Linked DNA regions of Homo sapiens: region 2 is linked to region 1. The links are chromatin loops, found by intact Hi-C in ENCODE. Cell type or tissue: dorsolateral prefrontal cortex. All regions are shown on one strand. Each heading gives the region's core, and the rest is flanking DNA. Links, peaks and the distances in the headings are about the cores only. Region 1 has its middle 18 kb from the start of CENPE. Region 2 has its middle 25 kb from the start of LINC02503.

Region 1 (17,045 bases), core at 5,642-13,641:
TGGCTTTGCAGAATAAGATGGAAGCTGCTAGGCCTCTGAAAGTTTAGGCCCAGAGCTGGCAGAGTCATTCCCACCGTAATCTCTTGGGCTAACTTCACAAGCCCAAGCTAGCCACGTGACGAGGCCACATGGAGGAGCTCTAACATGCCAGACACGAGTGAAGCCTCTTTGACCTTCCAGGTTAGACCAGTTTCTGATCAATGCTGCTTTGTAAATTTCCCTGGCTAATGCTGCATAGAGCCAAAGAAGCATCCAACTAACTCCAGTTGATCCCCTAAATTGTGAGAAATAATAAAATTCAGTCTCTTTGGTGAATAGTTCTAATGAAGTTTGACAAATACACGGAATTGTGTGATACTCACCAGAACAGTTCCATCATCCTCCAAAATTCTTTTGTGCTGCTTGTTTGTAGTCAACCCTCCCTTACATCCAAGATTTGGAAACCACTGATCTGTTTTGTGTGCTACTTTTGCCTTCTCCAGAATGACATAAATGGAATTTTACAGTTTATAGCTTTTTGAGCCTGATTTCTTTCACTTACGTTAATGGATTTCAGATTCATTGTGTTATTGTATCAGTACTTTGTTCCTTTTAATTGGTGAGTAGGATTCTGTTTTTTGGATTTATCACAGTTTGTTTTATTCAATCACCAGCTGAAGGACATTTGGGACATTTGTTTTCAGTGCTTAGAAATTTTGAATATAGCTGCTAGAAACGTTTATACACTGGATTTTGTGTGAACATCACTTTTTATTTCTCTTGGATAAAATATCTAAAATTTAATTTTATAAGAAATTGCCAAACTGTTTTCCAAAGTGGCTATACCTTACATTCCCACCAGTAGTGAATGAGTTCCAATTGCTTCACACATCCTCATTTGAGTTTGGTATGGTCATTAAAGAAAACCCCTAGACATTCTAATAGGTATATAGTAGTATATCATTGTGGTATTAATTTGCATTTCCTTAGTAATTAACGATGTTGAGCATATTTGCATGTGCTTACTTGCCATATATATATATATATCTTCTTGGTGAAGTACCTGTTTAGATAGTTTGCTCACTTCAAAAAATTTGATTGTTTTCTTACTTTTGAGTCTTGAGAGTTCTCAATATATTCTGGATTCAAGTCCTTTACTAAATATAGAGTTTGCAAACATATTCTCTCAGTTTGTGGTTTTTCTTAACAGTGCTTTTCTCTTAACAGTGGCTTACACACATCAAATGTTTATAATTTTTTGAAGCCCAGATTGTAATTTTTTTCTTTCATGAATTGTACTTTTGGTATAATATCTAAGAACTCTTGGCATGACCCAGAGTTACAAAAATTTTCTTCTACGCTTACTTTTAAAGTTTTATAGGTTTACATTTTAAAGTAGATCTATGGTCTATTTTGTGTTAATTTTTATATAAGGTGTGAGATATAGGTTGATATTTACTTTGGGGCATATGGATAGTCATTTGTTCCAGCTCATTTGTTGAAAAAATTGTCTTTACTCCATTGAATCACTTGTGTACCATTGTAAAAAAAGTCATTTGATCTTACTTATCTGGTTATATTCCTGGACTCTGTATTCCATTTCATTGATGAATGTGTCTATCTTTAGTTGTTACTGTTTTAAGCCATTAAATTTTGTATTTGTTTGTTATACAGCAAAATGTAACAATATGTGACACAGTCACTGTGAAGAACTTTGAAAGGGCTGAAATTTTACTCCTCTTGAAAGCTAACAAGTTAGTCTGCCACAGTTTCATGAATCCTGGTGGAAGACTCAAGACTTCTGGGACAAGGATGAAGAAAAATTTACTAATCAAACCAATAGCCATAGCCAAAGTATTTGCATTTTTGTGTTGGTTTTCTAAACCCCAATTCCCATAAGGTGATGCAAAGAGGGCCAGGTAACACCTATACACACAGGTATAATTTAATCACTGATGCACAAGAGATACAGTAATACCACTATTAGTATAAGTGGTAAGTGACATAGTAGTTCCACTGATGTATTTCAGCCTCCCCTTCTTTCTGTGGCTGATTTTTTTTCCAGAATGAGGTCAGACATTATCTTCCAAGCAGCCTCTGGTTATTTTATCTTCTGAGTTCCTGTAGCATCATATGTAGTATTATGACTGAGTATTTTATCTTCCTTATTAGGCAGTGAGCTCTTCGAGAGTAGGCTCTAACTCATTTTCCTTATACTCTAATTTGTCAAACTATTAAAACATTTGATGTACTTCCTTTTGAAGCATCTGTTGATACAGTTACCATGCCTTCACTATCTTGATGATTTCACAAGAAATGGAACAAATGGAATACTTGTAATAAAAGGCCCTATTTTTCTTGATGATCGTTTCCCAAAGAAGTTATTTCTGTTCTGAAGGAAGTAGCTGAAAATACCTATGAAGTAACTGCTTTCCTGAAAATAGTACTTGTTATAGTATAAGTAGAAGGGGCCTTAACATATAATTTTTAAAAGGCTTATAGCTGTGGGTAATACGAAGTCTCTAAAATACGTGCATGCCAGTAATATTGAGAACAATGCCATTTTATTCCAGGATCCAAGAAGGGCATTGCATAATTAGCAGAACAAATTGACAAGCAGGGCACATAGTTTACATTTCCATGGTAGGTAAGAATGACTATTTTGATTACAATTTCATGTGTTTTGTTTACTTTTTTTTGGTGGGGGGACAGAGTTTCACTCCTGTTGCCCAGGCTGGAGTGCAATGGCATGATGTTGGCTCACCACAACCTCTGCCTCCCAGGTTCAAGTGGTTCTCCTGCCTCAGCGTCCTGAGTAGCTGGGACTACAGGCAAATGTCACCACGCCCAACTAATTTTGTATTTTACTAGAGACGGGGTTTCTTCATGTTGGTCAGGCTGGTCTTGAACTCCCAACCTCAGGTCATCTGCCCACCTAGGCCTCCCAAAGTGCTGGGATTATAGGCATGAGCCACTGCGCCGAGCCTCCTTTGACTTTCACAGCCTTCAATGTCTTCATCCTAGTACAAGAAGACACATTGAATTTTTATAATAAAACATTTATTAAATTTGGTGAAGTATGAGATCTGCTCACCAGTAAAACATCCTGGTTTAACTTTATTATTGCTTATATTTTTGTAAGTATTTTAAGCATAACTATTTGGTTTGGTTTTTGAAAGTTATTTTCTGAATATTTTGGCAAATGAACGTGCAAGAACATCATGAGTTTTCTTGGTGCACAGAATAATAATGCTATGGGTTTATCTGGGAACCTAATAGTAGAGCTTGCCATAGCGTAACATGGAGCTCTTTGCTGGAGTGTACTTTCTGTTGTTAATTTTTTAGTTTCTTCTAAACAGGTTTGTAATTTGACTTTTCTATTTCTGAGAAAATCTGTCATCTTAAAAGAAACTTTTAGAGAGTTAACTGAAAGTGAAAGCAAGTTCCAAGGAACCCCCAAAGAAATATCATAACTCATCACTTTATCCTACCACCAACTTTTGCTGCTGTATGAAGCAACCTAACTCAACCTTGTAGGAATTTATGCATCTACTATTTGGAAACATAGAGTTAAATGCCCATAATATATAGCTAAGAGATTTGAAAGAGTTTGCCTCTGAGGAGGGGGTGTGGGCAGTAGATGCGGAGTAGGGAGTGTAAAGTATGGTTTTTGTTTTCAGCCTTCTAGCACTAACTTATTTGAAATTTATGTGCACATAGTATTTCAATAAAAATAGAACAAGTTATAAAAAGAAAACATAAAAAGAAATGATCAACCCCCAAACTGGGCTTAGTTCTTGTATTATTTCTTATAGGCTGGAAATAGACCCACAAAAAGGAGGCTGGATTGACCCTCCTTTAGTGGAGGTTTCCCCAAAGACCCTCCTGGAGTGAAGGGTCCCCAGAGGAGAGTGAAACACAGGAGTTAGGTGGTTGAGGCATGAGTTGGCCATGAGCAAACAGTGAAGGTGATAAAGGATTACTTATACCAAGAGAACCACAGATGAGAGAATCTTCCAACATCCCCAAATAAAAAAAGTCAATACAGTTGCTTCCCAATGCAGTCTACTCCACCCTGCTTTCCAAAGTCTGATGTTCCCTGTTTAAAAGGGAATCTGACTAAAAAGCCAGCAGTTTTGGGATTCTTTGACATGTGGCTTCTTCACCAAATCCTGGTATCATCTCTGTGAGAAAGATGAGAGCAGAATCCACTTGCATCATCAAATGTTCTGGGTCTTCTTTGCTTGTCAATTGAAAAAATAGTAAAATAAAATGAAAGTATCTCAAACTGGACTACAATGTCATTCTTACCAATCTTTGTACCTTGACCAAACTTTGTCATTTGAATTAGAGTGTTCTATATTGGGAACAAAGTTGGCCAGAATGACTTAATGGCTTATAATGGGAGCTAGGAAAGATGGGACAAGGATTGCTGCCCACTATATAGGTATGACTTGCTATGGTCCATTCCCTTTGGAGGCATTGAGCTCTGGTTTGTCATCAGTGGTATTTATCTGGTTATCCAGATAAACCAGAGGAGGTCTCCATGTAGAGTAAAAGGAAAAAGGAATGTAGGGCTTTGGTGGACTCTCCTGGATTGTAGGGAGGAGTCGGTAAGATAGAGGGCAAGTAGTGGAGCTAAACATCCCCTGTTAGAGCAAGTGCCTCTAGAGAGATAATATCAGCTTTTCCAGGCAGATGGCTACAAATGACATTCTTTCTGTCTCTCCCAGAATCAGGATGTCTAAAGCTATTATTTTATTTTCATTTCCCTCCAGGATCACTTCAGTCCACTAATAATCACACAATAAGAAAGATCATGAACTAACAATTAGCCTACCTAATTGTATCACTTAACCAGTCTTATTTCTTTAACTGTTGCCCCCAAAACAGGAGCCTTCTCAACTGAATTAATGAAGGCAAGATACATTATGTCAACTACATAATGCTGATTGATTATTGAGTATCTCTTTATGTCAGGAACTAGGCACTTGGGATGCATCTTTGAACAAAACAGATAACAATATTTTGCTCTAATTATGCATTTTTTGTTTTAATCACATTTAGTGATAGCTTAGACCAAGAGATTAAAAATTTCAAGTACATCTCCATTCCTTGTAGACCTTTGTGCTCTACACACACACACACACACACACACACACACACACACACACACACACACAGAGACATCTTAACATTTGAGGTGTTTAATGGTAAATGTTGAAGTACAAATGTGCTTTTAACTTTATTGTTTTCTACCACTCTTATTTTTTTCTGCTAATGGCCATAAAGTACATTCTTTCCGAATCTTAGTTATATTTGCTTCTTTTTTTGCTAAGATATTTTTAACCACTGGATAGCAAGAGTCAAATAATCATGTACAAGTTTTTAATTTTATCTCTCTCAAACATGTTTTTGCTTTTGAAGCATTATGTATACTGTTTTATTTCTTTAAGTAACAATTAAATTCATAAAGTTAGAGTTTGTCTTATATAGTAATAAAGATGGTTTCCTTACTCCACTTCCTGTATTCAAACTATTATCAATGATAGATAATATATAGGAGAGAAAATTAAAATTAAGTTAGAATTTTTATGAACTAGAAATGACATAGCAGTATAAAGTGGTGAAAAGGCTAAAGCCCAGGATCTGCTGGGAGTCTAGTCCCTATGAATTAAAGGGTCGGGCAAGAAAACCAAGCCAGATTTGAGTTTGAATTCAGGAACTACAATAGAACTTTTCTATTCAGCAGAGGAGACTGATAAAATTTACTATCAGTATCTGCCTAGAGCTGTGGTTTAATAAAGCCTGAGTCTATGAAGGTTTCTGGATATAGTGTTTTGAACAGATGTTGAGCCAAGCTTCCTTCTGGTGCAGCAAATTAATTTATTTTATGTTCAATAGTACTGAGAGGCAGGAGCTCAGACCAACCAATATGATATTTGGTTCTGGACTGTAAAACTACTGGGAAAAAGAGAGGTGAGCGGAGACAAGAGAACATCAGCAAGAACCTTCAACTAGAGAAAAAAAATCCAAATTTCAAAATACGTGGAAAATTAAATTTAGGAAACACATCCAATAAAATCAATAAGTGAAAGGTCAATGTATCCTAGATGAATGAAAATAAAAGCATGATCTGAAGGGTCTTTTAAAACATGTTGAGGCCCCTCAAACATACAAATGAAGGGATAATTCACAACAAGAAAAAAAAACAAAAACAAAAATGAAGAACATATGCATATAAAAAATGAAATCTTGGAAATGGAAAGCATAATAATTGAATTAAAAAACTTTAATGTTATCTGACTTCGAATTGTACTACAGAGCTATAGTAATCACAACAGCATGTAACTGGCACAAAAACAGACACATAGACCAATGGAAGAGAACTGAGAACCCAGAAACAAGCCTACACACCTACAATGAACTCATTTTCAACAAAGGTGCCAAGAACATACACTGGGGAAAAGGGAGTCCCTTCAATAAATGGTGCTGGAAAAACTGGATATCCATATGCAGAAGAATGAAACTAGATCCCCTATCTCTCTCCATGTAAATCATCAAATCAAAAAGGACTAAAGACTGAAGTCTAAGACCGCAAACTATGGAAGAATTACAAGAAAACCTTGGGGAAAATCTCCAGGACATTGGTCTGAGAAAAATTTTTTGAGCAACACCCCACAAGCACAGCCAATCAAAGCAAAATGGACAAGAAGGATCACATCAAGTTAAAAAGCTTCTTCACAGCAAAGGAAACAAACAACAAAGTGAAGAGACAACCCATAGAATGAGAGAAAATATTTGTAAACTACCCATCTGACCAAGGGTTAATAACCAGAGTATATAAGGAGCTCAAACAACTCTATAGGAAAAAATCTAAAATAATCCGATGAAAAAAATGGGCAAAAGATTTGAATAGTCATTTCTCAAAGGAGGACACACAAATGGCAAACAGGCATGTGAAAAGATGCTTAAACATCATGAGTCATCAGAGAAATGCAAATGAAAACTATACTGACATATTATCTCACCCCTGTTAAAATGGCTTATATCCTAAAGACAGGCAATAACAAATGCTAGTGAAAATGTGGAGAAAAGGGAACCCTTGTACACTGTAAATGTAAATTAGTACAACTGCCATGGAGAATAGTTTGGAGGTTCCTCAAAAATCTAAAAATGGAGCTACCATATAATCCAGCAATCCCACTCTGGACATATACCCAAAAGAAATCAAAGAGGTATCTGTACTCCTATGTTTGTTGCAGCACTGTTTATAATAGGTAAGATTTGGAGGCAACCTAACAGTCCATCAACAGATGACTGGGTAAAGAAAATGTGGTACATATACACAATGGAGTACTAGTCAGCCATAAAATAGAACGAAATCCAGTCATTTGCAACAACATGAATGGAACTAGAAATCATTAAGTTATGTGAAACAAGTCAGGCAGAGAAAGACAAACATCACAAGTTCTTACTTATTTGTGGGATCTAAAAATCAAAACAATTGAACTCATGGACATAGAGAGTAGAAGGCTGGTTACCAAAGGCTGGAAAAAGTAGTAGGGGGCTGGGGAAGAGGTAGGGATGGTTAACAGGTACAAAAAATGATAGAATGAATAATACCTCTATTTGATAGTATAACAGGGTGACTATAGTCAATAATTACTTAATTGTACATTTTAAAATTACTTAAACAGTATAATTAGATTGTTTGTAACTCAAAGAATAAATGCTTGAGGGGATGGATACCCCATTCTCCTTGATGTACTTATTTTACATTGCATGCCTGTATCAGAACATCTCACTTATCCCATAAATATATACACCTACTATGTAACTACAATAATTAAAAATGTAAAAAATCTTTAGATTGGGAAAACAAACTATAATGTCTACTGATGGATGTCCTACATACTGGAAATGTAGTGAAAATGGTGATGGTGATGTAGAATGAGGAACTGGTGCTTGTGAAGCAGGTTCACTGTGCACTGCTTACCACTTCAGAATCCTGGGCTGCACTTTTACTATGTACCTGAGTCTTGTGAGATAAAAAAACTCTCTCACACACAAATTGCATAGTTTTGTTACTTATAGATGGGCAGAAAGGGACAACAGAAGCCTACGAGTTATGATGAGCCAGTCCCCGGGGGCTCAGGAAATCTGCTCAGAGCAGATGGAGTCTCCTCTGAGAGTGCCTTATTGCTCCCAGGGTAAAAAACCCAGGGTGGGCTGCTTTCCAGGGTCCCTTGTACCACAGCTGAGGGACCCTGGAAACCAGCCCACCCTCAATTTTTCACCGTGGGAACAATAAGACACGCTGGCTGAAGCGATGAAGGATATACTGTTTCTAGGGGCAACAGGGACAGAGTCTGTGCTCTTCTGGCCACCTCCTCCTTATCTCAGGATGTTGCATGTCCAGCACATTCTAGTTAATTCTGCAGAACTACAAGTAAGAAATGGGGGAGAACTGGGTTGGTTCAACACCACCCATGGAACTGTCCTGCAGTAATGTCATGTATGGAAAATTATACGGGAATATGAAAAATCAGTAGAAAGAAAGAAAAAAAGATATTATTAGCACATAGAATAAACTCTAGACAGGTCAAAATCAAATAGAAAATTAGTAAATTGGAAGATAATATTTAGAAATGGGCTCAGAATGTAGCTGAGATAAACAAAAAGTGATTTAAAAATATGAAGGATTCATTAAAAGAAATGAAGGATAGCTGCAAAGACTGCAACATACATACTTATAGACACTCTATGAAACCCTACAAGTTCCAGGAGATGCAAATAAAGGAAATAAAGAAGCAATATTCAAAGAGATCATTTCTGAGGAATTTTCAAAGTTTGAGAAAGATGTGACTTCTTAGATTGAAAGTGTACCCCAAAAAGCATGTAGGACCGTTAAAGGTAACTCCATACCTAGTCACAAATTTGTGAAACTAGAGAACATGAAGAATAAAGAGAAAAGTCTTAAAATCTTCCAGAAAGAAAAAGAGAAAAGATTACCTAAAAGGCCTGACAATGAGAATGTGAGCAGACTTCTCACTACTAATAGTATGTGCCAGAAGATATTTGTTAATTATCTTCAAATTGCTGCGGTAAAATTACTGTCGACTAGAATTTTATATCTAGCTAACCTATCACAAGAGTGAGGGTAAAATATAGACGTTCACAGACATAGAAATAAGAGAACTTAACTAAAGCATATTCCGTAAAGAGAGGAGGAACGAAATTAAAAAAAATGATAAACACAGGAAGTGGCAAAATATGTTGATGAATTTTACTAACTTAAAAAGAAGATTGAGGGAGGCTGGCCAGGATTGCCAACTAGAAGCAGCTAGTGTGCTCTGCTCTCAGAAAGAGAAATAGAAGGGGCAAGTAAATACAGCACCTTCAATTGAAACATCCAGGTACACACATTGGGACTCATCAGGAAAACAGCTAAACCCATTGGGAACAGAGAGAAGCAAGGCAGGATTACTGCCCACCTGAGAGTGACAGGGAGCCAGGGCAGCCTCCCTCTTTCAGGGAAGTGGTGAGTGAGTGAGTGACCCCAGGGACCCATGCTTCTCCCATGGATCTTTGCAACCCTTGGGTCAAGAGAGCTCCTTGTGAACCTCTCCACCAGGGACTTCAGTCTGACACACAGAGCTACGTGAAGTCTTGGCAGAGCAGCTGCTCAGGTACATATGGAACCTGGGGAGACTTAGATACCTGGGCATCCAAGCAAAAGTGGTTGCAAGTCCAGCAAATCAGAAGGTTAGACCCCTATACATACCCATAAGAAAAGGGATGAATCCAGGGGCCTGAGAAGTGACAGTTTGCAGGCCCTGCTTCTACAGCACTTGGCAGGACAAGACCCACTGGCTTGGATCCTATTTCTCTTCACTGGCCAGAATCTATTGACTGAGGTCTGCAACCACCCCCACCAGTGTTTTCCAGGAGACATCAGTTCCAAACCTCCCTGGAATGGAGCTTCCAGAGGGAGGGGCAGGCCACAATCTTTGCTGTTTTGCAGCCTTAGCCATTGTTGCCTTCAGGCTTTGGAGAGCTCAAAGTGACTGGGGGCTGAAGCAGACCCCTAGTACAGCACAGCTGCCCTATGAAAAAGTGGCCAGGCTGCTTTTATGCAGTAGGTCCCTGATCCTGTTCTTCCTCACTGGGTGGGACCTCCTGACCAGGGTCTCCTGCCATCTCTGCCAGTGTGTTTGGGCTGGAAACCCATCCATACCTCCCTGGGATGGAGCTTCCAGAGAAAGGGGCAGGCTGACATCTTTGCTGCTTTGCAGACTTCACTGTTGATACCTTCAGGTAATAATAGAAAATCCAAGGTGACTAGGGACTGGAGCGGAACCCCAGCATACTGCAGCAGCCATATGGGAAAATGGCCAGACTGTTTTCCGTACATGTCCTGGTGCTTACTTCTCTTCACTGGGCAGAGCTGCTTGACCTGAGACACCACCACAGCCACCCTGCCATTGCCTGACCACTTCAATCAGAGGCAGCCCAGCATTTCTGTAAGGAGAAAATCCTAAAGTCAACCCACAGCCCCTCTGCCACTGCAGTTGCAGTGGTACTGCCCTAATAGCCTACAGGCTGGGGAAAGAATAAAGGCCTAGTCACTCACTCCCTGGTACCTCCAGCACACCACAGCCACCATATGGAGAGGAGTCCAGCCCCTCTGCCCTAGGAATCTTCCCCCTACACTCTTCACCAGTCAGGGCCTCCACCTCATAACTGCAGAAACATCCCACCCATGGTGGAGTATACCCACTAGTAGTGGCTTGGAGTTTTCTTGTGAAGAGGCTTCCAGAGGCATCCCACAGCCATTCTGCCACTGCCAAAGCAGCAGTTCTATCCCTGCTGCCCTTGGTCTGGGGAAGAGACAAAGAGCCTGAGGACTATACCTCAGGTTACAGAACACCACATCCACCATATGGGGAGACCAGTATCTCCTCCCAGTGAGCCCTTGACCCCCTACTCCCCAACAACAGAGTTCTAAGCTCATACCACTAGTGCTGCTGTCCCACCCCACTGGCTGAACACTCCCAGTAACAGCAGCTCTGCATTTCTTGGAGGTGGGGCCCTCAGAGGCAACCCAAAGTCCCCCTGCCATGGCCTCTGCAGTGGTACTACCCCTTCTACCCTTGGACTAACAAAGGAGCAAAAGCCCTAAGTACCTTATCCATACTTCAACAAGCAGCAGTTGACCCAAGGAGAGGAGGCCAGTTCATCTTGCATGAGTCCCACCCACCCCACTGCTCATCACTAAGCAGGGAACCCCCAGCTTGGGTCCACAGCACAGACCCCTAACTTGGGCTGATTACACTGAGAGATAGCTGACCTGTATCTCTCTAGAGCAAAGCCCCCAGGAGACAAGTAAAAGACCCTCATCACAACCACTGTGAAGGTCCTGTCCTCTGCTGCCTCCAAGTTGGGGAGGAAACATTAACCTTGAGATTACCCCAGAACTGTGTTGGGCAGCCTGGGAATGCCAAGCTGTGATCTACAGCCAGCACTGAAGTGGGAGAGGAGCTCACACTTTCAGAGCATAGAGAGGCAGCATGGCTACAGCTGTGAGGAAATATAGGAGAGCCACAAGACTGAGCAAGAGACTCTTACTGACCATTATGCCTAAGTGCCACCCACTGGATCACATCCCAAAACTTCAACACCTAAAGTATCTCACCAACTTTGTGAAACCAAAGACAAGAAGCTACAAATAATTACCCTGCACAAAGCCTTGGTCCTGTGAAAACATCCAGAAAAGAAGTCAAGAAGTCTATTGATTTTACTCAATCTTCACTGCAGTTAAAGGAACACCCACATGCAGAGATGAGAAGGAACCAACACAAGAACTCTGGTAACTCAAAAGGCCAGTGTCTTATGTCCTCCAAATGACTGCACTAGTTCTCAAAGAAGGGTTCTTAACCAACTCATTGGCTGAAATGGCAGACATAGATGGATAGGAATGAAGATCATTGAAATTCAGGAGAACAGCAAAAGCCAATCCAAGGAAACTAAGAATCACCATAAAATGATACCTGTGCTGACAGATGAAATAGCCAGTATAAGAAAGTATCTAACTGGTCTGATAGAGCTGAAAGAGACACTACAATAATTTCATAATGCAATCACAAGTATTAACAGCAGAATAGATGAAGCTGAGAACAGGATCCTGGAACTTGAAGACTAGCTCTCTGAAGTAAGATAGTGAGATGAAAATAAACAAGAATGAAGAGGAATGAACAAAAACTTTCAGAAATGTGGGATTATATAAAGAGGCCAAATCTACAAATCACTGGTATCCTTGACAGGGATGATGAGACAGCAAACAACTTGGAAAATATATTTCAGGATATCATCCATGTAAACTTCCCCAACCTCACTAAAGGGGCCAAAAATAAAATTCAGGAAACACAGAGAACCCCTGCAGGATTCTACACCAGAAGGTCATCCCCAAGACACATAATCATCAGATTTTTCAAAGTTGAAGTGAAAGAATGTTAAAGGCAGCTACAGAGAAAGGGCAGTTCACCTACAAAGGAAACCACATCAGACTAACAGTTGACCTCTCAGTGGAAACCTTACAAGACAGAAGAGATTGGGGGCCTATATTCAACATTCTTAAAGAAAAAAATGTTCAACCAAGAATGTCATATTCAGCCAAACTAAGCTTTCTCGGCGAAGGAGAAATAAGATCCTTTTCAGATGAGCAAGTGCTGAGGGAGTTCATTACCATAGAGTTTTGTATTGTTACTAGCCAATACAAAAACACACTTAAGTACACAGACCAGTGACACTATAAAGCAACCACACAAACAAACCAGCATAATAACCAGCTAACAACACAATTACAATATCAAATCTATACATATTAATACTAACCTTGAATGTAAATGGGCTAAATGCCCCATTTAAAAGGCAAAAAATAGCAATGTGGATAAAAAAGCGAGACCTGATAGTATGCTATCTTCAAGAGATCCATCTCACATGCAGTTACACCCATAGGCTCAAAATAAAGGGATGAAGGAAAATCTACTGAGCAAATGGAAGTCTGAAAAAAGCAGGGGCTGCAATCCTGATTTTAGACAAAACAGACTTTAAACCATTAAAGATAAACATTGACAAAGAAGGGCATTATATTAATATAATGGTAAAGAGTTAAGTTCAACAAGAATACCTAACTATCCTAAAAATATATCCTGTGTTCCCAACACAGGAGCACCAAGATTCATACAGCAAGTTCTTAGAGACCTCCAAAAAGACATAGTCTTGCACACAATAAAAGCGGAAGACTTCAGCACTCCACTGACAGTATTAGACCAATCATTGAGGCAGAAATTTAACGAAGATTTTCAAGAACTAAACTCAGCACTGGATCAATGGACCTGATAGACACCTACAGAACTCTCCACCCCAAAACAACAGAATATACCTTCTTATTGCTACATGGCACATACACTAAAATCAACTACATAAACAGACATAAAAGAATTCTCAGCAAATACAAATGGACTGAAATCATAACAACCACTCAGTTGGACTGCAGTACATTAAGATTAGAAATCCAGAGTAAGAAAATTACTCAAAACCACAAAATTACATGGAAATTGAATAACCTGCTCCTGAATGACTTTTGGGTTAATCATGAAATTAAAACAGAAATCAAAAAGTTATTTGAAACTAATAAGACCCACAATACAACATACCAGAATCTCTAGGACACAGCTAAGGTAATGTTAAGAGGGAAATTTATTGCACTAAATGCCCACAACAGAAAGTAAGAAAGATAGCAAATTAACAACCTAACATCACATTGAAAAGAACTAGCAAAGCAAGAGCAAACCAACTACAAAGCTAGCAGAAGGCAAGAAATAACCAAAATTGGAGCTGAAATAACCAATTGAAGGCAAGAAATAACCAAAATTGGAAACTGAGCAGAAAACCATTCAAAAGATCAACAAATCCAGGAGTTGGTTTTTTGGAAAAAAGAAAAAAGATAAATAGGCCACTATTTATCTTATTATTGTAATAAGACTAATAAAGAAGAAAAGAGAGAGGATCCAGATAAACACAATTGGAAATGACAAAGGGAATATTAACACTGACTCCACATAAATACAAATGACCATCAGAGACTGCTACAAACACGTTTATGCACACAAACTAGAAAACCCAGAGGAGAAGGATAAATTCCTGGGCACATACACTCTCTCAAGACTGAACTAGAAGAAATTAAAACCCTGAACAGACCAATGATGATATTCAAATTGAATCAGTAATAAATAGGCTACCAACCATAAAAAACCCAGGACCAGATGAATTCACAGCCAAATTCTACCAGATGTACAAAGAAGAGCTGGTACCGTTCCTACTGAAATTATTCCAAAAAATTGAGGGGAGGGACTCCTCAATTCATTCTATGAGGCCAGCATCATCCTGATACCAAAACCTGTCAAAGACACAACAAAAAATAAAACTTCAGACCAATATCCTTGACAAATATTGTTTGTCAAAAAAATACTGGCAAATCAAATGCAGAAGCACATCAAAAAGCTAATTCACCATGTCCAAGTAGGCTCTATCCCTGGGATGCAATGTTGGTTCAACATATGCAAATCACCAAACGTGGTTCATCACATAAACAGAACTAAAGACAAAAATCAAATGATTATCTCAATAGATGCAGAAAAGGCTTTCTATAAAATTCAATATCTCTTCATGTTAAAAACCCTCAATAAATTAGGCAGTGGAGGAACAGACCTCAACATAATAAAAGCCATTTATGACAAACCCACAGCCAAAATCATAGTGAATGAGCAAAAGCTGGAAGCATTCCCTTTGAAAACCTGCACTAGACAAGGATGCTCTCTTACTTTTCCTATTTAACATAGTATTGGAAGTCCTGGCCAGAACAATCAGCAAGAGAAAGAAATAAAGGACATCCATATAGGAAGAGAGGAAGTCAAATTACCATTGTTTGCAGACTACATGATTTTATACCTAGAAAACCCAATAGTCTTGGCCCAAAAGCTTATTAAGATAATAAACAACTTCAGCAAAGTTTCAGGATACAAAATCAATGTACCAAAATCACTAACAGTCCTATACATCAGCAGCAGCCAAGTGAAGAGCCAAGTCAGGAACACAATCCCATTCACAATAGCCACAAAAGGAATAAATAACCTGGGAATACAGCTATCCCGAAAGGTGAAAGATGTCTGCAATGAGAAGTACAAAACAATTCTGAAAGAAATCAGAGATGACACAAACAAATGAAAAAACATTCCATGTTCATAAATCAGAAGAATCAGTATAATTAAAATGACCATACCACCCAATTTACAGATTCAATGTTAATTGTACCAAACTTTTAAACACATTCTTCATAGAACTAGAAAAAATTATTTTAAAATTCATATGGAACCAAAAAGGAGCCCAAATAGCCAAGACAATCCTAAGCAAAAAGAGCAAAACTGAATGCTTCATGCTACCAGATTTCAAACTATACTACAGGGCTAGAGTAATCAAAACAGCATGGTACTGGTACAAAAACATACACATAGAGCTATAGAACAGAATAGAGAATCCAAAAATAAGGTCAAACACCTACAACCATCTGATCTTTGACAAAGTCAGCAGAAACAAGCAGTGTGGAAAGGAATCTCTGTTCAATAAATGGTGCTGGGATAACTGGCTAGCCACATGCAGAAGATTGAAACTGGACCCCTTCCTTACACCATATACAAAAATTAACTCAAGATGGATCAAAGGCCTAAATGTAAAACCCAGAAATATAGAAACCTTGGAAGACAACCTGGACAATACGATTCTGGACACAGGAACTGGCAAATATTTCATGATAAAGATGCCAAAAGCAATCTCAACATAAGGGAGGAGACCACCCCACATATTGTCTTATGCCCAATTTCTGCCTCCAAAGAAAGAAGTAAAAACTAAAAGGCAGAAATGACATCCACAGGCAGACAGCCCAGCGCCCCACCCTGGGCCTGGTTAAAGATCAACCCCTGACCTAACTGGTTATGTTATCTATAGATTCCAGACATTGTATGGAAAAGCACTGTGAAAATCCCTGTCGTGTTCTGTTCTGATCTGATTACTTGTGCATGCAGCCCCCAGTCACGTACCCCCTGCTTGCTCAACTGATCACAACCCTCTCACATGGACCCCCTTAGAGTTGTAAGCCCTTAAAAGGAACAGGAATTTCTCACTTGGAGTGCTTGGTTTTTGGAGATGTGAGTCTTGCCAAAGCTCCCGGCTGAATACAGCCCTTCCTTCTTTAACTCGGTGTCTGAGGGGTTTTGTCTGTGGCTTGTCCTGCTACATTTCTTGGTTCCCTGACCAGGAAGTGAGGTAATTAATGGATGGATGGTTGAGGCAGCCCCTTAGGCAGCTTAGGCCTGCCCTGTGGAGCATCCCTGCAGGGGACTCTGGCCTGCTTGAGCAACATGGATCCTGAGAGCACTCCTGGGTAGGCATTTGACCTGGTAGAATGCCTTGTCAGAGTGGTGCATGGCAGGCCTCTGTGGAGGATCAACACAGTGGCTGAACACTGGGAAGGAACTGGTACTTGGGGTCCAGATATCTGAAACTTGGTAAGACCAGTCTTTGGAACTAGCCCACTCCATTTGAGTGGAAGCGTGGCCTGATCACCCACGACATGCCTGTACTGGCACTTTGGTTTTTAACTTGACTTGGATTGCTTGATACTTTGGTTTTGGTTTTGACCTGGCTTGGATTTCTTGGTACTCTGATTTTGGTTTTGATTCTGGTTTGGTGTAAACTGTAAAAGTGTGTGTGTGTGCCTTTTTACCCGTTCTTTGTTTTGTGGTGTACGTGTGGTTTGAGCATGGTGTTTTGTCTCAAGGAAGCATGGGTCAGGCACAAAGTAAGCCCGCCCCACCAGGAACTATGTTGAAAAATTTCAAGAAAGGATTTAAGGGAGACTATGGAGTACTGTGACACCAGGAAAACTTAAAACTTTGTGTAAGATTAGAGGTGCGTTGGCCATCGGAATGAAGCCTGGACAGGTC
Region 2 (17,045 bases), core at 3,500-11,499, 720 kb after region 1:
CCAACCCTCCAGCCTGGGGAATAGAGCAAGACTCCATCTCAAAAAAAAGAAAAAAAGTCACCAACTAACAAGAACACAAGCAGCAGCAACCACAAACCCTGAAGAGGGAGAAGAATCTGATTTCCAAAGCTGCCAAATTATAATATTTAAAAGGTCCAGTTATGAAGACAAAATACGAGGTATAGAAATAAAAAAATTTATTGCCCACACATAGGATAAAAAGAGTTTAAATGAACTACATTAAATATGTTCAATAAGCTCAAGGAACATGTACAAAGAACTAAATAAAACCATTAGAATGATGTTTAACCAGGTAGAATGCTAATTTGGCTTGGTCCCCAGCCAAATCTCATTTTGAATTGTACTCCCCATAATCCTCATGTATTTTGGAGGGACCCAGTAGGAGGGAATTGAATCATGGGGGTGGTTTCCCCCTACTGTTCTCGCGGTAGTGAGTTCTCATGAGATCTGATGGTTTTATGTGTACCCCTGCAGGTACTTTTCTCTCCTGCCACCACGTGAAGAAGGATGTGTTTGTTTCTCCTTCTGCCATGACTGTAAGTTTCCTGAGGACCCTCCAGTCATGCAGTACTAGTCAAGTAAACCTCTTTCGTTTATAAATTACGCAGTCTCAGGCAGTTCTCTATAGCAGTGTGAGAATGGACTAATACATAGAGGATAATACAGATTTTGTAAGTAGAAATTATAGAAAGAAACCTAATAAATGTAGAACCAAATGGAAATTGTAATTAAACGTAAAATAACTAAAATGAAGAATTTAATCAAGGGATTCAACAACATATTTGAGGAAGTGAAAGTATGAATCAGTGAGTGTGGAATAAGTTAATTGTGACTATCTGACTGTGGAACAGAAACAAACAAAAATAGAAAAATAAACAGAAACTAAGAGATCCGTGGGACATCCCATCATGTGTACCAACATGCACATAATTGAAGTAGCACAGGAGGAGAGACAGAGAAAAAATAAAGCAGAAAGAATATTTGAAGAAATAATGCCTGAAAACTTTCCTTGTGAAGACATGAATCTGAGAAGCTAAATACATCTTTAGTAGAATAAACACAAAATGATCTACACCAAGACATATTATAGTCAAACTGTTGAAAGTCAAAAACAAAGAGGAAATCCAGGAAGAATAAAGAGAAGCAACTCCCCAAGTATAAGTAATCTGGGATAAAATTCACAGCTCGTATCTCATCAAAAGCAATGAACACCAGAAGGCTGTGGGATGATATACCTATGAGGTTGACTCTCAGAACAGACCAATAAGGAGTTGCAACATTGAATCAATAATAAAAAGCCTACCAACCAGAAATAGCCCAGGACCAGATGGATTCACAAATTCTACCAGATGTATAAGGAAGAGCTGATATCATTCCTACTGAAACTATTACAAAAAAATTGAGGAGGAGGGATTCATTCCTAATTCATTTTATGAGTCCAGGATCATCCAGAATCAAAAACCTGGCAGAGACACAACAAAATACAAAAACTTTAGGACAATATCCTTGATTAACATGCAAAAATTCTCAACAAAATACCAGCAAATTAAATCCAATAGCACATCAAAAAGCTAATCCACTACAACCAAGTATGTTGTATCCCTCGGATGCAAGGTTGGTTCAGCACACATGCAAATCAGTAAATGTTATTTACCACATAAACAGAACTAAAAACAAAAGCCACAAGATCATTTCAATAGATTCAGAAAAGGCTTTCAACAAAACTAAACATCGCTTCATATTAAAAACCCTCAACAATCTAGGTATTAAAGAAATATATCTCAAAATAGTAAGAGCCATCTATGAAAAACTCACACCCAACATCATACTGAATGGACAATAGAATAAATTTGGAAGGGCTCTCTCCTTCAACTTTTTGTTAAGAGTTTGAGAAGAATTGGTATTAATACTTTTATAAAAAAAAGTTTGCTAGAATATACCTATGAAGTCATCTGGATCTGAGCTTTTCATTGTTAGAATTGTTTTAACTGACGTAATCTTCGTACTAGTTATTAGTTGGTCTATCTAGATTTTCTATTTCTTTCTTTTTTTTTTTTGTTTGAGTTGGAGTCTTGCTCTGTCACCCAGTCTGGAGTGCAGTGGCGTGACTCGGCTCACCGCAACCTTCCCCTCCCTGCCTCAGCCTCCCAAGTAGCTGGGATTACAAGCACGCCACCACACCCGGCTAATTATTTAGGTATTTTTAGTAGAGATGGGGTTTCATTAGGTTGGCCATACTGGTCTCGAACTCCTGACCTCAGGTGATCCGCCCGCCTCAGCCTCCCAAAATGCTGGGATTACAGGCGTGAGCCACCGCACCCAGACATTGGGTTTTCTATTTCACCATGATTCAGTCTTTTCAGTTTTATATGTTTCTAGGAATTTATCCATTTTTTCTAGGTTATCCAATTTCTTAGTGTATAATTGCTCATAGTAGTCTCTTGTAATGCTTTGTATTTTGAAATATCATAATGTCACTTTTATCACTTCTTATTTGAGTCTTCTTACCTTTTCATTAGTTTAGCTAAAGATTCTTTATTTTTGTTTATCTTTTTAAGAAACCACTTTTAGTTTGGTTGATCTTTTCCATCATTATTCTGTCTTTATTTAATTTATTTCTACTCTTATCTCTGTTATTTTTCTCCTTCTGCTAACCTTGGACTTACTTTATTCTTCTTTAACTAGTCCCTTGAGGTATAAAGTTAGAATGTTTATTTGAGATTTGCCTTTTTTTCTTCTTGTAGGCATTTATACCATAAACTTCCCTCTTAGAAATGCTTCCCATAAGCAGTATCCCGTAAGTTTTGGTATGATGTTTTCATTTTCATTTATCTCAAGATACATTTCAATTGCTCCTTTGATATCTACTCGAGACCTATTGATCACTCTCCAGTATTGGGTGGGATGTGGTGGCTCTTATTCTGGGGGAGGCCTCAGCAGTGTAGTGTCCATGCAGCTCTATTAACTGAGGTCAGCATCAATAAAGATTCCACGGGTCCTCAAGAGCCACGGCCATGATTGTCCATAGCAGTGATGAAGGTTTTTGAGCTTTTTAGTGGTCAAGGCTGCTCTGGACATCCTGATACCTTTTTTTTTTTTTCCTCACAGAAGACAATGCGGCACCTGTTCTGGCTCATGGGCGTCCTCATTGTGGTGGTGGCACTGTTGTCTAATATACAAAATGCTACTGGAGTTCTTTACATAGCAGGTCTCTGGGGCCTGCGATGGCACTCACCACATGACTAATACAGATAGGATCTTCCCTTCTTTGCTCCCAGCCATCTCCAGACTTCCCTGCTAAGCCAGTCTCCCTAGTGATCCCTTCTATGCAGCTATTCTGTCTCTCATTTTCTTCCCCACTATGTTGTTGTAGGTCCTGATTGAACTTTGAGCTTAGTTAATAGTTTTCTTCCAGTATTTTTATATTTTACTAATTTTTATCTAATTATTATATCAATTATTGAGAAAGAGATGTTGAAAACTCTGAATATTATTTTTGCATTAATTGATTTCTCCTGTCATTGCTTCATATCAGTCTTTGCTTCATGCACTTTGAAACTCTGTTACTAGTACATCAAAGTATAATATTGTTATGCTTTCTTGATGGATTGATGCCTTTATCCTTGTAAAATGATCCACTGTCTCTCAGATAATATTTTTTTTCCTAAAATTTACTTTGCCTGATGTCTGTATAGCCACTGAAGACTTCTTTTGATTAGTCTTAGCATGCTGCTTCCCTGCTGAATGAATTCTAGCTAGTGTGGGATCCAGGTTCTCACCTGTGGTCTTTTGACAGTGCTTTACTACAAAGGAAACCGTTGAGATACCAAGTAGAGATCCTTTCTATTTCTGTTCTGTGATGCATTGAGGTAATTTTCAGGGAACAAAAAGAATATGTATGCTTTCAGAAAGACAAACCAAACACTGTCTAAACATTAGGACAATATATTTGAATCTGAGTCCTATGTTTTCTGCTAAGAAAAATGAAATAACTTTGAATTAGACATGCAATTTTCATCAGATGCCAAAAAGTGCATATATCCATCTTAAATGCCAAGAAAGTTATTGCTCACAGTCTGCTTCTTTCTTCTTCACTTGGGCTAAACGGATTGTTATTCACATTAAAATTGAACCATTGTTTTCCCTAATTTCAACTCCTGAGTATCAATATTTAAAACAAAGTGTTGCTTTTCATTTGTCAGCCATTCATTGAAATCTGCTTATTTATTTTCATTTTTATGAGAATTATGTCTCAAACAGAAAACCACTGATTTTTAAAATAACTTAAAATACATTCAAAGTTGAAAGTTTTACTCATCTATAAAAAGCTTAATAATATCCTCAGATTTGGCTTCATTATGGGGACATTAAAATAAGCCTCTTGTCTTTGAAAAAAATGCAGAAAGAGTCATCCAGGGACATATGAGTAAAGGGTACTTCAGCCACCGGCAGTCTAGAATGGGGCCCCTCTGCCTGTCTGGAAGCTCATTCCAGTCTGGAAACCCAAAAATCTTCTGTGATCACCTACTAAGGGAACCTGAAATTACCAGGTCTTTCTGTGTGGCTTATATGTTAGTCTAGATTCCAAGCAGTCAGAGTTTCATATATTCCAAACTCTCCGACCTGTAGGAATGTGGCCCAATGTACTTGACTTGCTGTTATATCATCTTGCTGTTCCTTCTGTAAACTAGTAAGTATGGCTGGACTGAGCCATGTCCCCAATCTGATGTTTGTCATAAGAAAGGCTAGAGAGCTCAGTTTGGTTTCAAATGCACCCCAGACTATTGGAGTCATCACCACTATGGCCACTGCTCATATCCATGGCCAGATATACTTACAGAGCTTTTACTCTCTTTCTGTCATCAGAAGCAGAGGACTATTTCATGTGACTTTTTGACTTCTAGGTGGAGAGCAACATGTTTGCTCAGCACAACTACTTCTTTTGGAATCAAAACGTTGTGTACATAAAATATTTGATATGTGTGACTTATCCCATTTTATCGCTAGTTAAGATTATTTTTAAAACCTCTATATACTGTTTCCATGTATCATTAAAACTCTTTGAGGAGTCAATATTGTCAATTTTTGTACTCTCAGATCCTAGCAATGAGTTTATTATATAATTCATTAATATAACAGATTAATTGATCTTGTGAGCATAAAAATATACAGATAGGACTTTAATAATAAACTTAATAACATCTACCCAATAGTTCAGGAGTCACCAAGGGCTTTAAATTAGATCATTTAAAACTGTGTGCCCAATCAGGTTACTTAAAAATTGCTGCCTATAGAAAACCTGAGAGGAGGTATTACCAACTCTAGCATCAAGAAAACAAGTTCTGCCACTTACACCATATGCCACTTGCATGTTGATCTCAAATATACCACAGCCTAGATCTTCATGTTTCATAAGGGTAAATGATTAAGAATATCCTCAGCCTCAATTTCAGCTCTAAATTGGAAATAATTGCAGCATCTATGTCATAGGTTTAAAATTAGAATTAACCTACACTTACAGTGCTAGCCATATGGGAAATATTCATAAATATTAGCTAATGAGAAATGGACAAATAAAATTTAAAAGCAAATATTAAACAGATATTATCATTAACCGTCTCCAGGAATAAATTCTAATTTAAAAGTGCATTTAAAAAAAGATCAGCCCCGGGCGCGGTGGCTCACGCCTGTAATCGCAGCACTTTGGGAGGCGGAGGCGGGGATCACGAGGTCAGGAGATCGAGACCATCATGGCTAACACGCTGAAACCCCGTCTCTACTAAAAATACAAAAAATTAGCCGGGTGTGGTGGCGGGCGACTGTAGTCCCAGCTACTGGGGAGGCTGAGGCAGGAGAATGGTGTGAACCTGGGAGGCGGAGCTTGCAGTGAGCCAAGATCGCGCCACTGCACTCCAGCCTGGGCGACAGAGCGAGACTCCGTCTCAAAATAAAATAAAATAAAATATAAAAATAAAAAAGATCAGCTGTTACATTATTTCCAGTTCGGCTTGTATTATTAAAATCATATGTAAGCACACCAATTTCCCAGCAATAAATAAAGTATAAACTTAGGAAATAATAGGCTGAATGTGAGAGAAATAGACAATATAGTAAGACTGGGGCAGGATTTGTAGAACAACACAGGAGGTCCTAAGTGGTTAGTGGTCAGTAACAGGCACACTGTCATTTAAGCTCTTAAGAAGAGAGACTATATCCCATTTATATTTCTATCATCTCTATCTCTATCATCTCTATATCTATCTCTATCATCTCTCTATTGATCTATCTGAAAACCTCTAAGTATAGAGCTAATAGTGATGACTTGAGGCATTATTTCTTGATTAAACATAAGTGAATGCCAGGTCAAGGAGTATCAAGTCAGAGAATGCAGCCGATTTAGAGAAAAGAAGGCTTCTAAGGCTACCTAAACAAAATAATGATCTCATAGGGATTTCATGGGAAGCAGATCTTTGGATCACTAAAAGTTATAGGCATCAAACAAAACCACAAAGGCAAATGGAAAATTAAGTAAGATCAGAGGTGAAGTTGTTATTTACTGATAGGATAATTTTATGTGAACTGTTGGTCAAGTATCTATTTTGTCTATAAGGCATTAGTTATAACTTTTAATTATTAGTCAAACACTGCCCTCTAGTGGCAGACCTTCAGTTTAGCATTGCAAATAGTGTGAACATTTGATAACACTAGATCTCACTTCGCACACCACAATTTGTTTTAATTTTTTCTTAGGTAGAAACTCTATGTAGACATAATATATATGTATTTCCTTATGTGTATGCATGTATGTCTAACTATTCTTCATATTTCATTTTACTTCTATGATATCTGGAGAAAATATTGAAAATGAAGAATGATACATAGCAGAAACCATAATTAAGAACTTTGACTAATTATCAATTATTTCAATATCAAATATATTTTTTATTCTAAAATACTTAATTTGCCGTATTAAGGAGATTTATATAATTTAATTATTCTACTTTCCAATATAAATGTAAAGACAAAAATAAATATACTTCTTTTCTCTTTTGTTCACCAGCCAGAGGCTAAGGAGGTTAGTGGAGATAGGCAGGGAGTACCAGGAGAGGTTGGTCATTGGGTGCAAAGTTACAGTTAAACAGAAATAATAAGTTTTGGTGTTTTATAACACAACAGGGTGACTACAGCAAATAATAATGTAGTGTATATTTTAAGACAGCTAGAAGAGATTTTGAATATTGTCACCACAAAGCATTGGTAAATCTTTAAAGTGATGGGTATGATAATTACCCCAGTTTGATCATTGTACTATTTATACATGCATTGAAAGTTCACAATTTACTCCATAAATACATACAATTGTGTGTCAATTATAAATTTTGAAACTAAGTTAACTAAAGAAATCTCACCATTTGACATCCAGGGAAGAAAAATGAGTCCCAATTTTTCTGCGACTTCAGCTACAGTGAGGAAAAAGGCAGAACATGTTCCTTTTCCCTTTGCAAAGATGTGAGATCTTTGTGCGGTTCAAAAGTGAGCTTGAGCCTATTTAAGAGTCTAGGTTTCCTGGTGGTGGAACCAGCTCTTAAGAAAACATAGAGCTTGCTCCACCTGTGATGGAGACTCCCACTAGCAGGTAGCCTTGGGCAGGAGTGTTTTTCTAGTTCTACCATTAAACAACCTCCAGGCATATACAAAACTGTCATCACAAACAGTGTGATGATCCAGTCTTACTCAACATTAATATTTTCTTTACTATTAGAGGCTTGAAATATGTAAGTTACCCCAAATATAGTTATATTATAACACACAATAGATCAAGTTTTAAGAAAATTCTAAAGAGAGAATGAGAAGAAAGAGGAAGAGAAAGAGTGAAAGAGAGAGAGAAAGTGTGCACACACTAACAAGCAAAGACACATACAACACATTACAGAAAAACAACTGTTCCAAAACCTCAAATAAATTTGGTATTATTGTATTTAAAAATTTTATGCTAATGAGTAAAGAGATCAATTAAACTGAAATACACTTAAAAAGCAAAAATATTGGGGTTGGTTTATTCTTTTTTTCTGGTACCTTTAGGTACAAAGTTAAATTACTAATTTGAGATCTTTCTAACTTTCTGATGAAGACATTTAGAGATACAAACTTTCCTCTTAACACTGTTTTAGCTGCATACAAGAGATTTCAGTAAGTTTTGTCCTTATTTTCATTAATTTTGATAAATTTTTTGATTTCTGCCTTAATTTTGATGTTTATCCAGAAGTGACTCTGGAACAAGTTGTTTAATTTCTCTGTATTTGTGTACTTTTGAGAGATCTTCTTGATACTTATTTCTATTTTTATTGTGTTGTGGTCTGAGAGTGTGCTTGGTATTACTTCAACTTAAACGATACAACAAACAAAAACCAAATAATCTCACTAAAAAAATGGGCAAAGGACATGGACAGACACTTTTCAAAAGAAGACATACATATGAAACAACAGAAACAACAAACACATGAAAAATGCTCATCATCAATAATCATCAGAGAAATGCAAATCAGAACCACAATGAGATGTCACCACATACCAGTCAGAATGGCTCTTACTGAAAAGTCAGGAGAGGGTGGAGCAAGATGGCGAATAGAAGCTCCACCAATCATCCTCCACACAAAGACACCAAGTTAACAACTATCTACACAGGAAAACACCTTTTCAAGAACCAAAAATCAGGTGAGCACTTATAGTACCTGGTTTTATCTTTATACCATTGAAAAAGGTACTGAAGATATTTTCTTAAAAAGTCCTGAATCTCTGACATCACCTCTCCCTCAACCCTGGCAGCAGCAGCATGGTGCAGAGAGGTGCTGGGGTGCCGGTGAGAGGTGACACCATGCTGGCAGCCCTCGCAGCCCTCGCTGGCTCCCGGCACCTCCTCGGCCTCAGTGCCCACTCTGGCAGCACTTGAGGACCCCTTCAGCCTGCCACTGCACTGTGGGAGCCCCTCTCTGGGCTGGCCGAGGCCGGGGCTGGCTCCCTCTGCTTGTGGGGAAGTGTGGAGGGAGATGCGCAGGCAGGAACTGGCTCTGCGCAGGGCGCTGGTGGGCCACCACCAGTTCCGGGTAGGCGTGGACTCCACAGGCCCCCCACTGGGAGCGGCTGGCCGGCAGCGCCAGCCCAGAGCACTGAGGAGCTTAGCACCCAGGCCAGCAGCTGCGGAGGGTGCACCAGGTCCCCCAGCAGTGCCAGCCCGCCGGGGTTGTGCTCGAATTCTCGCTGGGCCTCAGCTGCCTCCCGGCGGGGCAGGGCTCGGGACCTGCAGCCTGCCATGCCTGAGTCTCACACTGCCCCCCACCCCGCCCCCCACGGGTGTGCTCCTGTGCGGCCTGAGCCTCCCCGATGAGCGTCGCTCCCTGCTCCACGGCACCTGGTCCCATTGACCACCCAAGGGCTGAGGAGTGCAGGTGCATGGCGCGGGACTGGCGGGCAGCTCTGCCTGTGGCCCGGGTGCAGGATCCACTAGGTGAAGCCAGCTGGGCTCCTGAGTCTAGTGGGGACTTGGAGAACCTTTATGTCCAGCTAAGGGATTGTAAATACACCAATCAGCACTCTGTGTCTAGCTCAAGGTTTGTAAATGCACCAATCAGCACCCTGTGTCTAGCTCAAGGTTTGTAAATGCACCAATCAGTGCTCTGTGTCTAGCTAATCTAGTGGAGACTTGGAGAATGTTTATGTCTAGCTAAGGGATTGTAAATACACCAATCAGCACTCTGTGTCTAGCTAAAGGTTTGTTAACACACCAATCAGCACCCTGTGTCTAGCTCAAGGTTTGTGAATGCACCAATCAGTGCTCTGTGTCTAGCTAATCTAGTGGGGACTTGGAGAACCTTTATGTCTAGCTAAGGGATTGCAAATACACCAATCAGCACTCTGTGTCTAGCTCAAGATTTGTAAATGCACCAATCAGTGCTCTGTGTCTAGCTAATCTAGTGGGGACTTGGAGAACTTTTGTGTCTAGCTCAGGGATTGTAAACGCACCAGTCAGCACCCTGTCAAAATGGACCAATCAGCTCTCTGTAAAACAGATGTCAGCTCTCTGTAAAATGAACCAATCAGCAGGATGTGGGTGGGGCCAGATAAGGGAATAAAAGCAGGCTGCCTGAGCCAGCAGTGACAACCAGGTCGGGTCCCCTTCCACACAATGGAAGCTTTGTTCTTTTGCTCTTTGCAGTAAATCTTGCTGCTGCTCATTCTTTGGGTCTGCACTGCCTTTATGAGCTGTAACACTCACTGGAAGCTCTGCAGCTTCACTCCTGAGGCCAGCGAGACCATGAACCCACCAGGAGGAATGAACAACTCCAGATGGGAGGAATGAACAACTCCAGATGGGAAGAACAAACAACTCCAGATGCACTGCCTTAACAGCTGTAACACTCACCGTGAAGGTCTGCAGCTTCATTCCTGAAGCCAGCGAGACCACAAATCCACCAGAAGAAAGAAACTCTGAACACGTCCAAACATCAAAAGGAACAAACTCCGGACATACCATGTTTAAGAACTGTAACACTCACCGCAAGAGTCCACGGCTTCTTTCTTGAAGTCAGTGAGACCAAGAACCCACCAATTTCGGACACACTGGGGGAATGAGAAGACAGCAGTTGTGAGGCAATGAACTCAGTGCTGCCCTGTAATATCAGAAAGAAAAACCAGACCACACTCGACTGATGCTTACTCATGAAGGGAAGATTTAAAACAACCCTAGCCAGAGGGAAATCACCAATTCCAGTGGTCCTAACTTGAGCACCTGCAAACTCTGTCACCAAGGGCTACAGCACCGTGTGTTTCCAAGTAAACTTGAAAGGCAGTTTAGACCATAAGGATTGCTACTCTTTGATGTGTCCTAGTGCTGAGTTAGGCCCAGAGACAGTTGTCTGTGTGAGGGGTGGGGAGCACGTCATATACTGAGACACCAGCTGGACAGCTAAGGGAGTGCTGGCACCACCCCTCTCTGAAGCCCAGGCTGCTCTCCTAAAGAGATCTCTTCCTTTTGCTTGAGGAGGGGAGAGGAGAAGAGAGGAGAGGAGGGGAGGGGAGGGCAGGGGAGGGGAGGAGAGGGAAGAGTTGGGAGGACTGTGTCTTGCATCACGGATACCATCCGAGCCAGAGCAAAATAGGGCATCTTTCAGAGACATGAGGTCCCCATTCCAGGTCCTAGCTCCCATATGACATTTCTAGACACACCCTGGGCCAGAAGGAAACTAATTGCCTTGAAGGAAAGGACCCCATCCTGCCAGCATTCATCATCTGCTAACTCAACAGCCCTTGGGCCCTGAATAACCAGCAGTGATACCCGGGTATTATATTGAGGACCTCGGGTGAGACTGTGAGACTTGGTGGCTTTAATTTACCAGGTGTGGTAAATACAGAGCAAAACTCTTTCTGCTTGAGAAAAGCAGAGAGAGAGAAAAGTAAAGTAAAGGGGATTTTGTCTTACAGCTTAGATATGAGCACACCCACAGAGGGGTAGAGCACCAGGTGGGGACTTAGGGTTCCCAATTTTAGGATTTGACACTTGGATGGCATTTCTGTTGCTGCCCTTGGCTAGAGGGGAGCCCGCTCCCCTGAAAGAGGAGTCTCAGGTCAGGCAGCATTCAACACAAGCCTAGTTAAAAGCCCTTAACCCTTAAGGGAACATTAGTGGTTGTTGGGCAGCACTCATGGTGTGGCATGGCAGTGGCTATGGGGTGAGGCTTCTCTGCCTTTGGAAAGAGGAAGGAAGAGTAGGAAGAACTGCATCATGTGGTTTGAGTGCCAGCTCAGCCATAATACAGTCGAATACCAGGTAGACTTCTAAGGTTTTTGACTCTAGACCCTCACTTCCAGATGGCACTTCTGGACCCACCCAGGGCTTGAGAGACCTTGCTGACCTAAAGGGAAAGAAATGGTCCTGACTAGCTTTGCCACCTTCTGATTGTAGAGCCCCAGGGCCTTGAGCAAACATAAACAGTAGCCAAGGTGTTGTTAACAGCAGGCTTTGGGTGAGACCCACTGCTGTGCTGGCTTCAGGTCTGATTCAGTGCAGTCATAGTGGTGGTGGCCACAGGGATGCTTGTGTCATTCCACCCCCGGCTTTAGGTGGCTCAGAATGGAGAAGAGAGAGATAGAGCCTGTGTTTGTGAGAAAGTAAGAGAAGGAAGCAAGAGTCTCTGCCTGGTAATCCAGAGAATTCTCCCGGATCTTGTCCAAGACCATCAACATGGTACCTCTATGAGTCTGCAAGAACCACAGTGTTACTGGGCTTGGGGTGCCCTCAAAAGCAGATACAGCCTACAACACAACACCCAAATCATTCCAAATATCTAAAAAGCCTCCCCCAAAAGGATGGCTACAAATAAGCCCAGACAGTGAATGCTACAATAAATATCTAACCTTTCAATGTTTGGGCACTGAAGAATATCTGCCAGCATCAACATCATCCAGGTAAACAGGACGTCATCATATGAACTAACTAAGACATGGGGGACAAATCCTGGAGAAACAAGGTTATGTGACCTTTCAGAAAGAGGAAGAATTCAAAATAGCTGTATTGAGGAAACTCAAAGAAATTCAAGATAACACAGAAAAGGAATTTACAATTCTATCAGATACATTTAACAAAGAGATTGAAATAATTAAAAAGAATCAAGCAGAAATTCTGCAGCTGAAAAATGCAATTGGCATACTGAATAATGCATGAGTCCTTTAATAGTAGAATAGACCAAGCAGAAGAAAGAATGAATGGGCTTGAAGACAAGGTATTTGAAAATACAGTCAGAGAAGATAAAGAAAAAAGAAGAAGAAAAAAGCATTCCTACAGTATCTCAAAAATAGCCTCAAGATGACAAATTTAAGAGTTATTGGCCTTAAAGAGGAGGTAGAGAAAGAGATAGGGGTAGCAAGCTCATTCAAAGGGATAATAACAGAGAACTTCCCAAACCTAGAGAAAGGTATGAATATGCAAGCACAAGAAGGTTATAGAACACCAAGCAGATTTAACTCAAATAGACTACCTCAAGGCATTTAATAATCAAATTCCCAAATGTTAAGAATAAAGAAATGATTCTAAAAGCAGCAAGAGAAAAGAAACAAATAACACAAAATTGAGGTCTAATAAGTTTGGCAGTAGACTTCTCAGTGGAAATTTTACATGTGAGGAGAGAGTGGCATGACATACTTAAAGTGCTGAAGCATAAAAACTTTTACCCTAGAATAGTATATCCAGTAAAAATATACTTCAAACAAGAAGGATAAGTAAAGACTTTCTGAGGCAAACAAAAGCTAAGGGACTTCATCAATACCAGACCTGTCCTACAAGAAATACTAAAAGGGTACCTCAATTAGAAAGAAAATGACATTAATAAGCAATAAATAAGCAACTTAAGGTACAAAACTCACTGGTAATAGTAAGCACACAGAAAAACATAGAATAATATAACACTGTGTGGAAGGAAAATACCTTGGGTTCCCAAAATAACTAAAGAAAACCCAAGCTGGAAACTGCTTAGGCCAAACTGTCAGGCCTCTGAGTCCAAGCTAAGCCATCTCATCCCCTGTGACCTGCACGTATACATTCAGATGGCCTGAAGTAACTGAAGAATCACAAAAGAAGTGATATTTAAATGGTCTGTTCCTGCCTTAACTGATGACATTCTACCACAAAAGAAGTGAAAATGGCTGGTCCTTGCCTTAACTGATGACATTACCTTGTGAAATTCCTTCTCCTGGCTCATCCTGGCTCAAAAAGCTTTCCCACTGAGCACCTTGTGACTCCTAGTCCTGCCCACCAGAGAAAAACCCCCTTTGACTCTAATTTTCCTTTACCTACCCAAATCCTGTAAAATGGCCCCACCCCTATCTCCCTTTGCTGACTCTCTTTTCAGACTCAGTCCGCCTGCCCCCAAGTGAAATAAACAGCCTTGTTGCTCACACAAGCCTGTTTGGTGGTCTCTTCCCAAGGACACTAGTGAAATTTTGGTGCCATGACTCGGATCGGGGGACCTCACTTGGGAGATTAATCCCCTGTCCTCCTGCTCTTTGCTCTGTGAGAAAGATCCACCTATGACCTCAGGTCCTCAGACCGACCAGCCCAAGGAACATCACACCAATTTTAAATCAGGTAAGCGGCCTCTTTTTACACTCTCCTCCAACCTCTCTCACTATCCCTCAACCTCTTTCTCCTTTCAATCTTGGCGCCACACTTCAATCTCTCCCTTCTCTTAATTTCAGTTCCTTTCCTGTTCTCATAGAGACAGGAGATGCATTTTATCTGTGGACCCAAAACTCCAGCGCCGGTCAGGGACTTGGGATGACAGTCTTCCCTTGGTATTTAATCACACAGGGATGCCTGCCTGATTATTCACCCACATTTCAGAGGTGTCTGACCACACAGGGATGCCTGCCTTGGTCCTTCACCCTTAGTGGCAAGTATCACTTTTCTGGGGGACAAGAACCCCCCGACCCCTTCTCTCCATGTCTCTACCCCTTCTCCACTTTTCTGGAAGGTAAGAACCCCCCGACCACTTCTCTCCATGTCTCTATCCCTTCTCTGCTTTTCTAGGGGGCAAGAACCCCCCCACCCCTTCTCTTCATGTCTCTACTGTCTCTTTTCTCTGGGCTTGCCTCCTTCACTATAGGCAAGCTTCCGCCCTCCATTCCCCCTTCTTCTCCCTTAGCCTGTGTTCTTAAAAACCTAAAACCTCTTCAACTCACACCTGACCTAAAACCTAAATGCCTTATTTTCTTCTGCAATGGCACTTGCCCCCATACAAACTCGACAGTGGTTCCAAATAGCCAGAAAATGGCACTTTCAATTTTTCCACCCTACAAGATCTAAATAATTCTTGTTGTAAAATGGGCAAATGGTCTGAGGTGCCTGACGTCCAGGCATTCTTTTACACATCAGTCCCTCCCTAGTCTCTGTTCCCAATGCAACTCATCCCACATCTTCCCTCTTTCCCTCCCGCCTGTCCCCTCAGTCCCAACCCCAAGTGTCACTGAGTCTAATCTTCCTTTTCTACAGACCCATCTAACCTCTCCCCTCCTAGCCAGGCTGAGCTAGGTCCAAATTCTTCCTCAGCCTCCACTCCTCCACCCTATAATCTTTTTATCACCTCCCCTCCTCACACCCAGTCTGGCTTACACTTTCATTCCATGTGTAGCCCTTCCCCACCTGCCCAGCAATTTCCTCTTAAAAAGGTGGCTGGAGCTAAAGGCATAGTCAAGGTTAATGCTCCTTTTTCTTTATCCCAAATCAGATAGCGTTTAGGCTCTTTTTCATCAAATATAAAAACCCAGCCCAGTTCATGGCTTGTTTGGCAGCAACCCTGAGATGCTTTACAGCCCTAGACCCTAAAAGGTCAAAAGGCCAACTTATTCTTAATATGCATTTTATTACCCAATCCACTCCCAACATTAAATAAAACTCCAAAAAATAAATTCCGGCCCTCAAACCCCACAACAGGACTTAATTAACCTCACCTTCAAGGTGTATAATAATAGAATAGAGACAGCCAAGTAGCAACATATTTCTGAGTTGCAATTCCTTGCCTCCACTGTGAGACAAACCCCAGCCACATCTCCAGCACAGAAGAACTTCCAAACGCCTAAACCACAGTGGCCAGGCGTTCTTCCAGGCCCGCCTCCCCCAGGAGCTTGCTACAAGTGCCAGAAATCTGTCCACCAGGCCAAGGAATGCCCAAAGCCTGGGATTCCTCCTAAGCCATGTCCCATCTGTACGGGACCCCACTGGAAATTGGACTGTCCAACTTACCCAGAAGCCACTCCCAGAGGCCCTGGAACTCTGGCCCAAGGCTCTCTGACTGACTCCTTCCCAGATCTTCTCGGCTTAGCAGCTGAAGACTGATACCGCCCGATCACCTCGGAAGCCTGCAGGACCATCACAGACGCTCTAGGTAACTCTCTCGGTGGAAGGTAAGTCTGTCCCCTTCTTAATCAATATGGAGGCTACCCACTCCACATTACCTTCTTTTCAACGGCCTGTTTCCCTTGCCTCCATAACTGTTGTAAGTACTGACAGCCAGGCTCCTAAACCTCTAAAAACTCCCCAACTCTGGTGCCAACTTAGACAATACTCTTTTAAGAACTGCTTTTCATTATCCCCACCTGCCCAGTTCCCTTATTAGGCTGAGACACTTTAACTAAATTATCTACTTCCCTGACTATTCCTAGGCTACAGCCATACCTCATTGCTGCCTTTTCCCCCAGTTCAAAGCCTCCTTCACATCCTCCCCTTGTATCTCCTCACCTTAGCCCACAAGTATAAGACACCTCTACTCCCTCCTTAGCAACTGATCATGCACCCCTTACCATCCCATTAAAACCTAATCACCCTTACCCTGCTCAATGCCAATATCCCATCCCACAGCACGCTTTAAAAGGATTAAAGCCTGTTATCATTGGCCTGTTACAGCATGGCCTTTTAAAGCCTATAAACTCTCCTTACAATTCCCCCATTTTACCTGTCCTAAAACCAGACAAGGCTTACAGGTTAGTTCAAGATCTGCACCTTATCAACCAAATTATTTTGCCTATCGACCCCGTGGTGCCAAACCCATATACTCTCCTATTCTTAATACCTCCCTCCACAACCCATTATTCTGTTCTGGATCTCAAACATTCTTTCTTTACTATTCCTTTGCACCCTTCATCCCAGCCTCTCTTCACTTTCAGTTGGACTGACCCTGACACCCATCAGGCTCAGCAAATTACCTGGGCTGTATTGCCACAAGGCTTCACAGACAGCCCCCATTACTTCAGTCAAGCCCAAATTTCTTCCTCATCTGTTACCTATCTCAGTGTAATCCTCATAAAAACACACATGCTCTCCCTGCCGATCATGTCCGACTGATCTCTCAAACCCCAACACCTTCTACAAAACAACAACTCCTTTCCTTCCTAGGCATGGTTGGATACTTTTGACTTTAGATACATGGTTTTGCCATCCTAACAAAACCATTATATAAACTCACAAAAGGAAACCTAAC

The links. A loop is a pair of places that touch in the nucleus more often than their neighbours do. Peaks named below come from ENCODE experiments on the same cell type or tissue, not always from the same donor. Only the 100,000 strongest peaks of a DNase experiment are listed, where the experiment ranks them.
Region 2: it touches region 1 in a loop (5-fold over the local background); 21 of 110 quality-filtered maps call a loop at or near these places.

The regions. Positions count from the first base shown.
Region 1 is chr4:103,207,747-103,224,791 of GRCh38, forward strand. No RefSeq gene overlaps it. Among named protein-coding and RNA genes, the nearest start is that of CENPE, 18 kb to the left of the region's middle. In dorsolateral prefrontal cortex, for the core only: no CTCF peak of the experiment used is centred there; no DNase peak of the experiment used is centred there.
Region 2 is chr4:103,927,714-103,944,758 of GRCh38, forward strand. No RefSeq gene overlaps it. Among named protein-coding and RNA genes, the nearest start is that of LINC02503, 25 kb to the right of the region's middle. In dorsolateral prefrontal cortex, for the core only: a CTCF peak has its summit at 6,688 (motif pointing left); no DNase peak of the experiment used is centred there; H3K27me3 peaks cover 309 bases.